Regions from separate parts of the Homo sapiens genome. Here region 2 is linked to region 1. The links are chromatin loops, found by intact Hi-C in ENCODE. Cell type or tissue: transverse colon. All regions are shown on one strand. Region 1 overlaps LAMA2 (laminin subunit alpha 2). Region 2 overlaps LAMA2 (laminin subunit alpha 2).

Evidence for each region. Hi-C counts contacts between places; a loop is a spot of excess contacts. Peaks named below come from ENCODE experiments on the same cell type or tissue, not always from the same donor. Only the 100,000 strongest peaks of a DNase experiment are listed, where the experiment ranks them.
Region 2: a loop joins it to region 1, with 11 times the contacts of the local background. A loop is called at or near these places in 2 of 110 quality-filtered maps.

What each region holds. Positions count from the first base shown.
Region 1 is chr6:129,130,834-129,138,833 of GRCh38, forward strand. The region is part of intron 4 of LAMA2 (laminin subunit alpha 2); the gene reads left to right. Among named protein-coding and RNA genes, the nearest start is that of LAMA2, 250 kb to the left of the region's middle. In transverse colon, no CTCF peak of the experiment used is centred here; no DNase peak of the experiment used is centred here; H3K27ac peaks cover 1,463 bases.
Region 2 is chr6:129,183,351-129,191,350 of GRCh38, forward strand. It overlaps LAMA2 (laminin subunit alpha 2), which reads left to right. Exons shown (of 65, transcript NM_000426.4): 11 at 6,855-6,995. Among named protein-coding and RNA genes, the nearest start is that of LAMA2, 300 kb to the left of the region's middle. In transverse colon, no CTCF peak of the experiment used is centred here; no DNase peak of the experiment used is centred here.

The DNA.
Region 1 (8,000 bases):
TAGCTTCTTGTTTTGGAAATAAGATAATGGGAGGGAAGGATAAATGAAACAGTTTTGTTGCCATCTCTCATTGTGAGCCAGTTTAGAAATGAAAACAAACAAACAAAACAACTCTTAAGCCCAACAGCAACATTCATTATAATTTTCCTAATTACACTCCCTTTTCTTTTTGCTAAGAAAGAACGGTTGTATTTTTGTCCTTAATAGAAAAGGGAACAGTGCCTAAACAACCTATTATAAATTCTTCTGGGAAAGCATATTACAAATAATTGAAAACAACCCTGATTCTGTGAACTTGGCAGCAAATGTATAAAAGAAAGCAATTCAGCCCTGGCCCCTGGATGATTGATTAAATGTTTTATTCTTTTTACCTTTCATTCATGCTGTGTTTGTCAAGAGGAAAGAGAAAAGGAATGTTGTGAAATGAAGTCCACTTTAGACAAATAACTTACAATAATGATCAGTGACTTCTCATCAGCTGTTTATTCATTTTTCTTGAGTTGTAATATTTCTTAATATTAGCTATCCTGCATGGACCCGACAGAAAATAAGGTCCTGAGTTTTAGCTTGTCCCCAACTCCCTGCCAGCTAACCATCAACACAAGCTGTATCTGAGCTTCTTTGAGGGCATGGCCCTGCAGCTCCCTGTGGTCAGTTATTAGTCTGAGTCCAGCAAAGGAACAAGAACACTGTGTGCTTGCTAAATCTACAGAAAACTTCATCTTCTGGTTGTGTGGGAGGAGAGGTCCCTTTGTGTACTCTGTTTCTTTGAAGGAACTAGGGATCTGTTGGTGCTGTACAGATGTCGAGGTGCACAGAGCCAACATCCTACAAAACTAGTAAATAGATGATTAGGATCCAACTCTGTACAGAATAATGGTAGGAACCTAAACCTTGGGGTACTGTTTACTTGTATCAAAATTGTTGTTGTCCTATAAGCCATGTAAAATTAACTACAAATCTCCTCAATGAAACACTTTCTTAGAACTTTGATATTTTTAAATGATATCTCACCATCTGTGTACATCACAATGTTGAGCTACAAATGTGGTGGCTCTAACAAAATTTTAAGTATGAAGTCAGATGTATAGAGGATCCCTTCTCCATCACGTTCTTCTGTTTTTCATTTCCCGCTTCTCACAAACTACTCCCCAGATGTCAATAATTCTACAATCTCCTCTTCCTACAACCTTCGTGTTGGTCCTTAGTCGTCTACTCTGATCTCAACCGCAAAAGTCAGGGGATGAGACTATAGGCCATCCCCAGAGCAACAGCCTCAGCACCTCAGCACAGATCTGGAGGGGATTTGAGCTAGAAAGAACTCTGACCTTACTCTTTTTTTTTTTTTTTTGAGACAGAGTCTCGCTCTGTCACCCAGGCTGGAGTGCAGTGGCACAATCTCGGCTCACTGCAAGCTCCACCTCCCGGGTTCATGCCATTCTCCCACCTCAGCCTCCTGAGTAGCTAGGACTACAGGCGCCCGCCACCACGCCTGGCTAATTTTTTGTATTTTTAGTAGAGACGGGGTTTCACTGTGTTAGCCAGGATGGTCTCGATCTCCTGACCTCGTGATCGGCCCGCCTCGGCCTCCCAAAGTGCTGGGATTACAGGCGTGAGCCACCGCACCAGCCTCTGACCTTACTCTTAATTGCTTGCATGAAAATTGGATATGGATAAGAATGCAAACCCAAGAACATGTCCTGCTTTCCTTGATGCACATTCTCCTATTGATGTTCAGTGACCTTAGCATTTCCAGAAGCACCTCTTTATTGTGGATGGAAACTTACTTATTCATGTTGTCTCAGGCTGTCCAGGTTGGTAACAGGTAACTGCTATAAAGGGTGGAGCACATCCTGCTAAATGGAGAGATCCAGTGTCATTTACATTTTTTTTAACTCTTTCAAGGGTAATGGCAACTAACAATAGTTTCTCCTGTGTGCTAGATATTGTTCTAATCATTTTACATAAATTATTTCTTTTAATCCACCAAACAGCACTATAAGATAGATATTATTTTTATTTACCTTTGTTAGAGAAAACTGAGGTATAGAGAGATTAAGTAAATTGTCTAAATTCACACAGATAGTAAGTGGAGGAGCCAGAATTTGAACACAAGCAATTTGTCTCCAACAAATTTGATCTTAAACTATGGTTAACTCTCTGAACACACACACAAACACACATACGTACATGCAATCACACAAAGTATCAGGCACATGGGGATAGACAATATTAGAAAAGCATATACATACAAACATCCTTACAGTTGTACACATAGACTCAGGTTTATAAACCCACTGAAGTGAAGACTCATCATTTATGAAAATATACAATTTTGTTCTGCAAAATAATTTAATTTTTTAAAATTCCTTGTGCAATGAGAAAAGATCAGAGAGGCCTACAGTTTCCTTTTACAGAGCTAGGCCAGGGGCTGTATTTAGAGTAATTGAACACATGATTTTACTTGAATGCGGAGAAACTTGACCAACTGTGAATATGCAATTTCACTCTACAGATGAAATAAAATTAAACGGGGCAAAAGTAAAGAAGAATGGAGACTAGGTAAAGTGATGGAAAGAGACACCAAAAAATTAGTCATGTGAAAGCAAAACTAAGAGGAGAGGGAAAGGTGGCAAAAGAAGGGAACATTCAGAGAATGTTGATATATTGAGAGGTGAGAATAGGGAGTTGGTAGGCAAGTGTCAGAGTGTGGGAGGATGGTGACAGTCACTAGGAACTCCAGTTTGCATACACACAATGTTAAGAACATTAGAAATTAGCTAGCCAATGGAATGCTCAGTCTTGAAGAGCTTGTGTCTCTGCTTAAACTCCTGTATGCATTAGTATGATTCCATAAATTTAAAGTCTCTGACATCTTGAGTTTTAAGCTTTCTGAACATTAAATCAGTGGAGGCTGCTAGTAGCTATCCTGAAATGCTGCTTCTATACATATGAGTAAAAATCCAAATTAATGTATTTATACAGCTTTTCATTTGTGTACTCGTAAAATACACACACACACAGAGACAATTCAACACACACACACACACGCGCACACACAATTCAACTTTTCTCTGAAGAACCTTTGAGTCAGAGAATGAGAATGAAGGAGACTGAATTTCTCTTTTAAGTTCCTGTCTAGGTTTTGTTCCAATCTAATGACACAGGATCTGGCACTGTATTTAGACCTCCTGCTCCAAGATTTTATTTTTATTTTAAACAAGTGTTCCCACACGGGGACTGAAAACAAAACAGGAAAATGTTGCTTAAGTTTTCCTTTGAGCTGCTGTTATCTGACTTTCAAGTGTACTGATTGTTCCGTCTCACCAATGTAGGTCATTGTACTCTCAGTTACTTTGTTTTCTATCGGAACTTTCTCTAGCAGCTCTCCACATTAAGGGAGATCATGTTATTTCACATATTTATTTTTGTTATTAACATATTTTCTTCATCTCCCTATAATTTGAGGTTTTAGCACTTTCTTCTTTGTAGAATTTACCATAAAGCATACGTATTTTTGAAAACTAGGGAATAGCTTTTACTTACTAAAGTACTTAAGTACTAAACCTATCATAACCAATTTCATTTATTAAGATGTTAGTAAGACTTTAGGAGTTGTTGGTTCTTTTCCGGAGAATAATGCTTTAGCCCAGCAGTCCCCAACCTTTTTGGTACCAGGGATTGGTTTTGTGGAAGACAGTTTTTCCATGGAATTGACAGGGGGGATGGGGAGTGGGGATGGGTTTCCAGATGAAACTGTTTTACCTCATATCATCAAGCATTAGTTAGAGTCTCATAAGGAGCCTGCAAGCTAGGTCCCTCACATGCACAGTTTACAATAGGGCTTGTGCTCCTTTGAGAACCTAATGCCACAGCTGCTGATCTGACAGGAGGTGGAGCTCAGACACCTCCTTCTGTGCAGCCTGGTTCCTAACAGGCCACAGATAGTACTGGTCCATGGCCCAGCAGTTGGGGACCCCTGCTTTAGCCCTCAACTCTTAGGCATGTTTCAGTTCTGATTTTGGTCAGCATAGAGCTTTCCTTCTATTTACCAGGAGGGTCTCTACTGATATGGATCAATGGCAGGAGGTGATATTGGGTCTGGAACTATCCTTTGGCTTAGTGACATTTGTACTCTAATCTGCCTCACTCCTGCCCCTTCTCAGGGGACCTGGGCACCGTCGGATCCCATGACAGGTCCTACATGGTGACCTAGGGCACGGTAAAAAGTCTACCCCAGGAAGCCTAGAATGGATAGAATACAAATTCATCCAACACAAATTCATGAAGAAAAGCCAAGATCTGCAGAAAATCAAACAGTAAAGACTATTCCAGAAGAGCAACAGGAGGACGATAAAGAGGAGATGGAGTTAAAATACTGGGTCTGTCATAGACAGGATTGGAATGGAATCCCAAATCAGATGATAGAATGAAGGGAAGGTACATGGAATAGACTCTCACTAGTGGTGAGCTTTCGGTCACTACAAGTCTTCAAAAGGGGCCTAGATGACCAGTTCTTTTTCATCCAACAAATGCTTATTGAACCCTTCCTCTGTGGGTAGTGATGGGCACATTCAGTGAATTCAGACTGGAATCGAACACATTGTAACCATTAAATGAGTTAATCTTATATGAGTTCATACATACAGATCACATGCAAGAGTGTCTCATATCCAGTAAGTTTGCAAGAATAACTACTATTGTTTTTGTGTACAAGATCTTGTGTATTGTAATTTCTGAAATAGCAATGAGGTTGGAATACATGACTAATGATTTTATCCTCTTATGATATCTCTGGTTGGGGCACACCCAAAACAAAATTTGGAGCAATGCAAATGTTCGAGGAGAGTGAGAGAACTTCCTTCTGGTGTTTTTCTCTAATGACTTGCTCTGAAGCTACTCCTCTTAGATTCTTTCCTAGCTGTGTATTCCTATATAGTCTTAGCTTAACAGCACAAAGATTTAACAGTGGTGTCTGCATTTGATAAAATGTAAATGAGAAGCTCCCAAAAGAGATTGAGAAGCTCTATTTTGACAACTCTTCTTTTATCTGTGTAATTATTATATACTTTAACTGAAGAAAGAAAAACACAAAGATAAATACAATATTTCAACTTCGAGTACTTTTTAAAAATTATTTGAAAGCATTTAAAAATAGATGTAAAATGAACTCCTGTATGTCAAATTCCTTTCAGAGAAAAAAAAAAGTGAGAGGGAAGGGGGAAATTTGCATTTAGTAATTTTTTTTGTTTTTTTGAAAATTTCAGGCACTTAGTAATCACTGTTCCTTTTGTACGTCATGCCCAATGGGAACGATACCAGGATCTTTCACTCAATTCTGTGGATTACAGGTCACCCACCTGGGCATGTTTCAGATGAAACTAACCTAAGCTCATCTTGAGTAAGGGGCTTAGAAGTAAATGCTTTGTTGGTTGCTTTGAGTTGTACAAAGCAGGACGACCACCAGAGGCTTTCTAAGAAAAAGAATCATAGAGACTTTGATAAAATTGGAACTCCTAAAGCAGCTAAGGCTTTGCTTCTATTTTTGATCATTTTTAAAAAGTTAGTTCTTCTGGTGTTTGGTAGTTCCATAGTAGTTAGAAAGCACTGCCACATGAAATCTGCTATTGGTAGAAAAAGAAAATGTTACAGCCAACTCTGATACAACATGAGAGAGAGACAGAGAGAGAGAGAGAAGGGAGAGAAGAGACATGTTCTTCTTTGACCAGCAGGAAAAAAAAAAAAGCTGCACAAACCTTTTAACTAGTTTCACTAGCAGAAAAGAAAAATAAAAATATAAAATAGCAAATAATCTTTAAAGAAAACTGATTTTCTTATTATGCTGAAATTTATTAAAGACTGTTGTGTTGACTGAAGAATATGTTTAAATATTTTGTGGAAGGCAAAGCTTTCATTCAGGAATGACAAGTGCAAGGACTGTAATTCTAAAGAAATTAAAGAAAAGAAGAATGGCAATTTAAGTTCAGGGACAATTGGAATCAAGCAGTAATGATTTACAGCTTTTTAAAATTTTCAGGCACTTAGTGGTCAGTGTTCCTTTTATGCGTTATGACCAGTGGGAAGGATACCAGGATCTTCCATTCAGTTATTATGGGTTACAGGTCACCCATCCGTGACCTGTGGTCACAGTGTTAGGTATCGAAAGCATAATACCTTCTTATCTAAGAAGGAAAGACCTGTTAAGTCTAAGCTTAGGGGTAGAGTTGTCAACGATACAGTCATATTTGTTGAACAGTTCAAGTTGCCATTTCTTGTATTCTTGGAAGAGGTAAGTTAAAGAAGGTTGTGCACAGTTCTTGACATTTTATTATTACAGCACTACCTTTCAAGCCACTCAGTAGTCATCGGACATGTAAGAGTGGTTGTTCTATTTGGTCGTGTAAATTTCTAGTGACAGTAGGAAAAAAAAAAAAGACCTTTATTAAAGACCTTCCAAACTAATTCAGTGCCCTACATGCTGCATGAAAATGAGGACTTTCCAGTTCTGAGTAGAAGGAATATTAAGGCACCTGAAGGGACAAATCCATTTATAAAATTATTTTTCTTTTTGTGATAAAAATATAAATGGCTCTGCTAGTATACTAAAAAATATAAATGGCTCTACTAGTATATTTAATAATCCTTCATTGATTTACCTAAACGTATGAAGATACCCATATAATATTTTTAAAAATAAGTTATTGTAGCTCTAAAATAATTTATTAGACTAGAATAAATAAATTTATACTAGAATTTATGATGAACAGTCAATAAATGGAATTAAAAATATAGGTAAAATACAGTTAAAATATATACAAATTTTAAGTGATACATGCAATGCACAAATTGTAAATGTTTGATTGAGGAAAGAGCTAATTCATTGGAAGCTCTAGTCCAGTCTATAGTATTTGGGGACTGCTATTGATATGTTCATTCAACAAATAATTACTGATAATATAGTATGTACTGAAATCATTATGCTAAACACTGAGGGTTTACAATAAATAAGAAAATGTATAACCTCATTGAACTTAAATCTAGTAGCAGACACAAGCAAGTAAATTGGCAATAAAAATAGGGGGAGTCAAGGGAGTTTGGATAAATTATAGAAGAAGCTCCTAGACAGTCCATGGAGGTATTTGTGGGAGGATGGAATTGGCAACACAGCTGAGATTTTAAAGATATATAAAGTACATCTGTGTAAATGGCAAGCAGTGAGAACACAGAAAAGGTGTTTGAGGAAAGGGCCTAAAGATAAGATAGACCATGACACAGAAAGGAAAGTAAAAATGATTCAGTGACCATCTAGTAGATATCCAATACATATATTTGAGTGAATGAGTGATAGACTGACTATATGAATGGGAAATATTGAAATATAAAGAGGAAGGCCAGAGATAAAGCTCTGAAAGGTAAGCATATATTTTAAGACTTCAGAGTACCTAATTTTCTGAATATGCAAATGAGCAGTATTAGAATTAATAAAAATAACCCTAAAAATGAGAACTCTTGGTTGGAGAAAATAACAAAATATGAAGTAAAGGAAAATTGACAGAATACTTCAAAAACTGTGCCTGATATAATTGGAAATAATGCCTGGAAACAGATTGAGTCCATAATCCTGTATGTGTTCATTAAGGCCAGGAAGATTCTTGGTAAGGAAATGTCTAGTCTGAAAGGTCTAAAGATTTTATTAATCTGTATAATAAATTATATCTTATGAAACTCTTGTCATTTATCCAGTATATTTGAATTACCCGTGCATTACTGTTTCATATATTCATGGTACTTTCATATTTTATAACATTTAAAAATATTTCAATATTCCATTGATTTGAATAAGATTCTTTAAATTACAGTGAAAGCTTTCTGATAAGGTATGGTAAGATTATTTTTCAGTAATTATGCTGATACATATAATAAAGCTACTGACAATTCATAAAGATGATAATACACTTAGTACAAACTGAGCTTCAATGGGATTACTAAATGAGTATGTG
Region 2 (8,000 bases), 53 kb after region 1:
AACATGTGCTTTTATTTTTATCAAAGTCTTATAATAGAAAGATAAATAGTGAAGTAGAAGACTAGAAATCAAAGTCTGTATTTTCATCTTGTTTTGCTTTGTTTTTATTGCATTTTCCATTAAGTCCTTACAGGCCCACGAGACTATGTGATCTGGCCTTGGCTTACCTCTCCAGAATGTTCTTGAGTTTCAGTCACTGTTTTTCAGCTTTGCTTAAATTTCTTGAGTCTCTTAGTTGTTTGTAGCATCTGGAATTTTATAAGTTCTATTCAGATTTCTTGGGATACCTCATTTCTAGCCCTATTCCTTTGCTTAGCCAGGCATTTTTAATGGCTCGGCTTAACTTCAACTTTCTCAGGAAAGCTGCCCCTGCATCCTCAAGTCATATCATTCTCATGGCATAATCACTTTTCAAACCTTTTTCTTTTCTTTTATGATCTCATAATGAGTAATTCTGTTTTATGTCTATCTTACCTCTGGTGATGATATGGACCCTATATATTTTCTTTACCATTGCACAATAAGAAGATAACACAATGACTCATACAAAAGAAAGAAGGAAGGAAGAGAACTAAAATCTCGTGAAGCTTTGACAGTCATTTAGCCTTTCCGATTCTGTTTTATAATCTATGAAATGGTGTTATTGAATCTTTTCTGCCTCTCAGTAGGTATAATTATCACACTGAAGCCCTGTACAAGTATAAAGTATAACCATAAATACCTACTGGATTACTTTTTGTTGTTGTTTATATTGCTTTTCCCAAGTAGAGATAAGTTTCTGTTCTTTTTCCCTGAAAGGATTTTTATGGTGTGTTAACATTTTTATTGGTTTTGGATTTCCCTCTTCTTTTTCATTTGTGTACAGGAATGGTCACTTCATTAACTTGTAGACTTGATTCCTGGGCATTTTTACAAATGGACTTCAATGTGTACATTTAATCCTGAATCTAAATTACAGATGTAGAATTTTTGGCATAAAAGGTTCATGCATGAATGAATTTATCTCTTGCAACCCCTACAGTTCAAATAATATTATGTTAGTCAATTTTTTACATGGACAGACTCTCTCCTTGACCAAATTTTGGAAAGTCTTCTCTGAGTCCTCTTTTTGATGAGGCCTCATCGTTGACCCTTGTCCTCAAACCTAGCTTGGTTAAAGCAAGAATTCTGCTAAGTCAGTGTGTTAAGAACACCTTACCCTTGATATCTGATCCCTCTGGCCTGTCTTCAACAAGAATCCTGTTAATTTGGTTTAGCAAGAATCCCCCCTACCTACCCCTGATGTCTCCTCTTAATGATTGTTCGCCCCTGATCCTTGCTCGTGGCTATAAATCTCTACCCTTTTCCTTGGCACTGAATCCCTACTTGTTCATGTTGTATTGGGAATGGAGGCTAGTTCTTTACTAAGGTTGCTTTTTCTCTATTGCCATAGTTTCTCACTGAAGCCTATTTTCATCGTTTTAACTACTGTCCAGCTCTGGTTCTCTTTCACAATATTAAAAGCTGAACTTGTGAAAATTGAGAACTAATGTTTATGTATTTCCTTCTCCCTCCCTAACCCATCAACTATTATCTAGCCTTGGAAAAGTGTGTTTTAGGAGTAAGTCCTCAACAAATACTGCTAATTAACTAATTATCCTTCTTTTGTTAACTTATTTTAATACTAGGATGCATTAGTCTAAAGGTCATAACAGAAGAAAACCTGTAATTAACTACAAACTACCAAAAAACCAAGCATGACTGAGAAATTCCTGAAGCAATTATCACACAAAAAAAATAACTTAAATGTCACTGGAGCTATTCCTGGTAACTTTGTCAGTAGTACTCCCAGCTGACTAACAATCACAGTTCAATATGTACTGCTGAAGTTGTACCTAGTTTATAAAGCAGTAGCTTCTATGAGAAAGAATACAAGAAAACTACGGTGACTATTTCTCCAGAGAAAAACTGTACTGAGGAAACTATAGCAAAAAGAAAATTGATGTCAACACAATAGTATCTCACTTCAAGAAATCAAAAACAAAAGAACTTAGTAAAATTTTTCTAATTCAACTTTGTTTTTAAAGGGAAAAGAGAACTAAAGAAAAAAAAGACAGCCATGATTTTTTGTAGCGTAGGCCACAACATTGAGCTATGTTCAAAGGAAATAGATGTCTAAAGCACACATTTCTTCCTAAAAGAATGAAAATTGGTTCTTTGGGAACAAAAATATCATATTGATTTTATGTAAAGGCAAACATTCACATGGTGCATCTGTACATAAAATATATCTGGAGTATTAAAGTTTCATGGTGGGGATGATTATGAAAAAATGACTATATAGGCTCCATAGGGACATGATGATAAAAAATAGATTAAGTAGATTGAAAACACTAGTCTAAAGTGAAGTGATGTGTTTTAATATCATAATATGTGAGAATATAAAAGTATTTACGTATGGATTATTTACAATGGAAAAATGACTATTATAGTTCATATTTCATTTTATTAATGTAATTGATTAGAATAATGGTATAGAAATAGCAAAAGCAGAATATTTGGTTTTAAGAAAATATGGTGATATAAGGGAATGAATATTAATTTCTAGAGTGGAAGTCTGTAGCGTTCTAGAAATTACCGTGTTTTATAGGCTGTAGTGTGAAAATTATCATTAAATACGCAAATTGAAAAGAATCACTAATGGACTCTATACAAATAAAGTGTTAAAATGAATTTATTGGATCAATAGGAGCTTCCCAGTAGGAATGCTGAGAGGTTTAATAGATTAGACTCCATTTTGTTTAGATTAACAGTTAAAACAACTTTAAAAATTTTTATTAAATTATGTTTTTGCAACCATTGAAGTATAGATAAACAAAAAAAGAAAAAAATTAATTATATGTTAATAACTTTTTAAAATTCATCAGTACAAATAAATTATAGAATCATAAAGGAAAATAGAAATCTCATGATGATTAAAATAACATTCAGTCTGGAAGGTACAAAACTTTTACCTTCATCATTCGATATTTAGGTTCAATTATATTCCCATCTATGCTTTAGGGACTGAATTGGATGGTGGTAATAAGGTATAATATATGGTCTGTGCCAATCTTATGGATGGCAAGAAAAGAACAAAATTATGGTTTTACTGTGTGTATTTATTTATTTATTTATTTCAATAAATGCCCTTTAGTAGATATTTTTACATCTGGAGACATTCTCACATCTGGAAGAGGACACTGCAACAGTAGCCTATTTTAATCTTGTCATGAAAATCTTGGGATACATCTTTTTTGCTCAACTCCCTGGTTTTTCTGTCTTATTTTTTTCTTCGGGGCATAGTGGACACTGGTGATGAATTTGGTGTCAGATCCAGAACATGTTGTCTGTACCCCTCTTACAGCAGTGATTTTCTTCCACCTTGTAATATAATTATCTGAAGTCCGCCTCATCAGAAAGTACATAGGGAAACTATCGTGACTCTATTTCTCCAAGTAGAAACTGTGCTAAGGGAACTAAAGCAAAAAAGAAAATTCCTACTTCCTTTGCTATAATCCTCTTGAGGGCATTTTTATATTCCCTGTGATATCTCATATGTCTTGTATATAGTAGTTCAGCTATGAGTTGATGAACGAATAATATAAAGAATAAAGCAACGATAAGAAATAATGAGCAGAGCATTTATTAATAATTTGATATTGATAACAGAGGAAGTTAAATTATTCAAAGAGCTCAACCATAAAGCAGATGGCTTCACTTTCAAGCTGGGAATCAAAAAACTTTAAGTGCTAGAATATTCATGTCAAGAGGATCTTCCAAGAATAAGCCAGGAATGCAATTAGGGGCTGACTCATGGATGACAATGGTCGATGAGTCACAAAGAAATTTTGAAAAAACAATGATGTCCCTGGGGACACATAGAAAGAATTGGAACTAGACTGTCAAGATCATATATATTAACAAGCTAATAGAAGGCGGGAAATTTTGGTCTCTATGAAAATGTGCACAAAAGTCCCAGAACACTATACTTCTGTGTTTGAACTGTGCTACTCTAAATTATATAAAATATACTCTATAATGTAGTAAAGAAAGATTTCTTTATGCCAATGTCTCACATTTTATAGACATTTTACCTGCTACTGTCAACTTAAGTTACTCAAGTATAGTTCTGTTGATTTATCTCCTAATGAACAACCGCTAATGACTTACCAATTCCTAAGGAATATCTCTTAGGATGGACTTTCTGAGGGCAGGGCCCTGGATCTCAAGTACCAAGTGAAGTTCTAGCATACAGGAAGTATTAAATACAGGCTGAGTATCCCTTATCCAAAATGCTTGAGACCAGAAATGTTTCCGATTTGGTATTTTTTCGGATTTTGGAATATTTGCAGAATACATACTGGCTGATCATTCCTAATCAGAAAATCCAAAATCTGAAATGCTCTAGTGAACATTCCATTTGAGCATCATATAGGTGCCCCCAAAGTTTCAAATTTTGAAACATTTAAGATTTTGGATTTTCTGATTAGGGATGCTCAACCTGCACATTTGTCTTGAAAAATAAATAATGAATAAACCTCCAACTTTTAAAATGAATTCTTGTTCCCAATGTCTTTGCTAACATCGGTCTCTCATTCTATCTATGTCCACAAGTTGAATTTTTAAACCATGCTTCAAGGATCAGGTCAAACTCCACTCCTGTCATAAAGCTTCCTTAAGCCTTATAGCAAAAATTAGTGCTTCCTCTATGTTCCCGTAATTATTTATTTCTCAGATGCACTTACCATATTCCACCTTGCATTATAGTTGATTGTGAGTATATCTTTTTACCCAACTAGATATTGGCCTTTAAAGACAGACTTATTTAAAGACAGACCTTGACTTATTTATCTTCATAGTGCCTAGAATTCCTACCCTAATGTGTTGCTTCAGGTTATTAAATAAAATTGAATGTGAAATTATTTAATCATATTTTTTCAAGGTCATTTTACTAGGCTAAAATGGAGCTAAGGAAAATGTAGCTAATGTCTGCAAATTTCTAATTGTTGAACTTAGTCTGAATCTCAGAATAGTGGCATTATAAGCTTTCAAATTAGAGTAAATGAAAAGTAGATTAGACCAAGCGCATAAGAACACAGTATACAGAACAGCTGTACTGTGTCCTCAACGGGATAAACTAAATCATAATTACAGATATGTTTCATCTTTCTTGCCTTTATACTCTTTTGAAGATGCTCTCAACTTCAGTGCTTTGGGGATTTATTTGTCACTGTAAGTCTGAAATTAGTTTGATTAGTTTTGCTGATATCTATCATTTCAAAATGTCTGAAATCTGCCTTAAAAAGTAAGCTGGCACAAATCTTGGGGCAGTGCTTATTAAGGTTCCCACATAGAAGTGGCTGAGTTTGTAAATGAGTCATAGAAATTCAGTATCAAAAAGTTAATTTAAAACAAATTATTCTCTTGGATATAAGGAGGACTGCTTTGTTTATTCTTAAATTTTTCTCCTTACTTCTTCATGCTATTTTTCTCTTCTCTTCTGATTTTCCTTATATGTTCTCAGATTTTATCATCCCTATCTTCTGCTCAATCTGGGTTTGTTTAAAGTGTTTTTATTCAGCTCGTACTATGCGTATAGCACTTTGCTATGCATGAAAAACATGACTGCCAAGAGATTTATTTGAACTTAATAAATTTTATGAAGCTAATGCTCAGTGCTGTACCAGGAACCATGTTATTTTCTCAGACTATAAAGTTAGTAAGACAGAATTTCTACCTCTGAATAGATTATGGTAGATAGCTAGAGAGAACAATCTTTGAGCAATACTTTTTTGTGGTTGTGATAGGGTAATGTATACAGGGCCACGAAAACTACATGGAGAGAGAAGTTAGTTGTCCAAGGGAATTTTTTAAAAAGCCTCAGTATTGATAATAAGGGAATTCAAGGAAGAGGGGAAATGTAGAGAAAATGCGTATGTAGGGAATATTACAAATCTGTTTCCTGGAAAGCAGGATGCCTTCCTTTAGAATTATTAGTTAAGATTAACCACTCTTTAAATTGAGAGATTATATCCTTCCCTGTTTTTCATTATATGGTCAGCTTTCACTGGCCTGAGTCCACATTTTAAGCTCAACTATATACAAATAATTTTTCAGTATACTGAGAGTAGGATTAATGAAACCAGTCTGGAGAGCAGTCACAGAATGAGAATAGATCTTTCCCATAGTATCACTATGTGACTAACTGATTGTACTGATGTGTTACAGAAAACACTGTAAAAAGTTAACCAGAGGAAAACTTTGCTTTCTACTTTATCTGATCTTTACCCCAGTTTCTCTACCTGTCAAATTCCTATGCTTGCCTCAAATGTACATATTTTTAATCTGAAATGTGAAAAGTATTTATAACTGGTGTAATATCAATGTTCTATTATACATCCATGCATTAATGTCTTTAATTTTACCATGAAATTAAATGAAGTACCTCAATAACAGAACAGTGAACTTTAAATGAAGTAGCTCAATAACAGAACAGTGAACCTAACTGGCCCCATTTTAGTCAATCTAATGCATTCCTGCACAGGTATTTATCATGACATTTACTCTACACTCAACCTACATGAAGATCAACATAGTCACTTTTACGAGAGTAGATTTGCATCCATCCAATAATCTTTCTCACCAGTGTAATTAGAAAGGATACAGCTTAACACATAGCTTTTGAGCAGATTTTTAAAAATATCATTATACGTTAAATATAGTTGAGAGGGTAAAATGAAGAATGTACAGTTAATATTTTCCTTATACAGACATGGACGCAGCTCATAATGTTGAAGGATACCTCTGTTGCTGATACATCTCTTTATTTGCAGGAAAATGTTGAAGGAGGAGACTGTAGTCGTTGCAAATCCGGCTTCTTCAATTTGCAAGAGGATAATTGGAAAGGCTGCGATGAGTGTTTCTGTTCAGGGGTTTCAAACAGATGTCAGAGTTCCTACTGGACCTATGGCAAAGTAAGCAAGCACCATTTGGTTCTGTTTGCTGCCCCAGCAGCCTTCTTTGTTGCTTTCATCGTTGTTCTTTTGTATGAACAGTTTCTGATAGTGAACTTCTACATAAAGTTACAGGAAGAAGTAATGGAATTTTCTTCAAATGCTGTTGTGTATTTTTGCTCAAAGCCTTTGAGGTTGTATTTGTAATATTGTGTAGACTGGAATTTCTTAGAATAGGTAGACATAGTCTTTTTAGTGTCCATGATTACTCTATGAAACAATAATGCAATTAAGGTTTCAACTCCAAGGGTGCATGATTTAAGAGAGAAAACACTACATTGTGATATGAATTATATTTTCCATTACTAGTATGTTCGTATGCAAGTTGAGAAAAACTCTGTATCATCTGTATACATAATACATATTATCCACCAACGCTTTAGTTACTATTTGATGTTGCCTAGGCTCTTTCATTATTAAAAGGGGACATTAAATATAGGCAATACCTTCATTCTGAGTTGGTTTGAAAAATTATTACTTAAACTATTTAATAGCAACTGAAATTTTCTTTCTTTAACGTAAATGTGTTTACCTTTCTAACTTCACTGCCTACACTACCCACTGCCTTTTCAAATCTGTGCAAAGAGCATGTTGTCTCCCTATACAGAAAAGTGTCAGAGGAAAATGGGACCTTCTGGGAATTTCACACAGCCTGTGTGGCTGGACTTAAGAGTGCAGAATGGTAGGAAATGGGCTGGAGAGAGAAAGAAGTCTAGACGGGGGAATGAGAATCTAGAACTTATAGGGTTGAATATACTAAGAATTTGAGATATTTTACTTGGAGTGTCATTGAAGAAATTTAAGCTAAAGACTGACATTATCAGAGTTGTGTTTTATAAAGACTACTATTTAGATAAACTATTTCCTAAACACTTCTTCCTTTCAACTTTAATCAGTGAACTAATCCTGAACAGAGCTATAAAATATTTTCTCTGCCTGCAGTGCTTTTAAGTCAAGCCTCATATT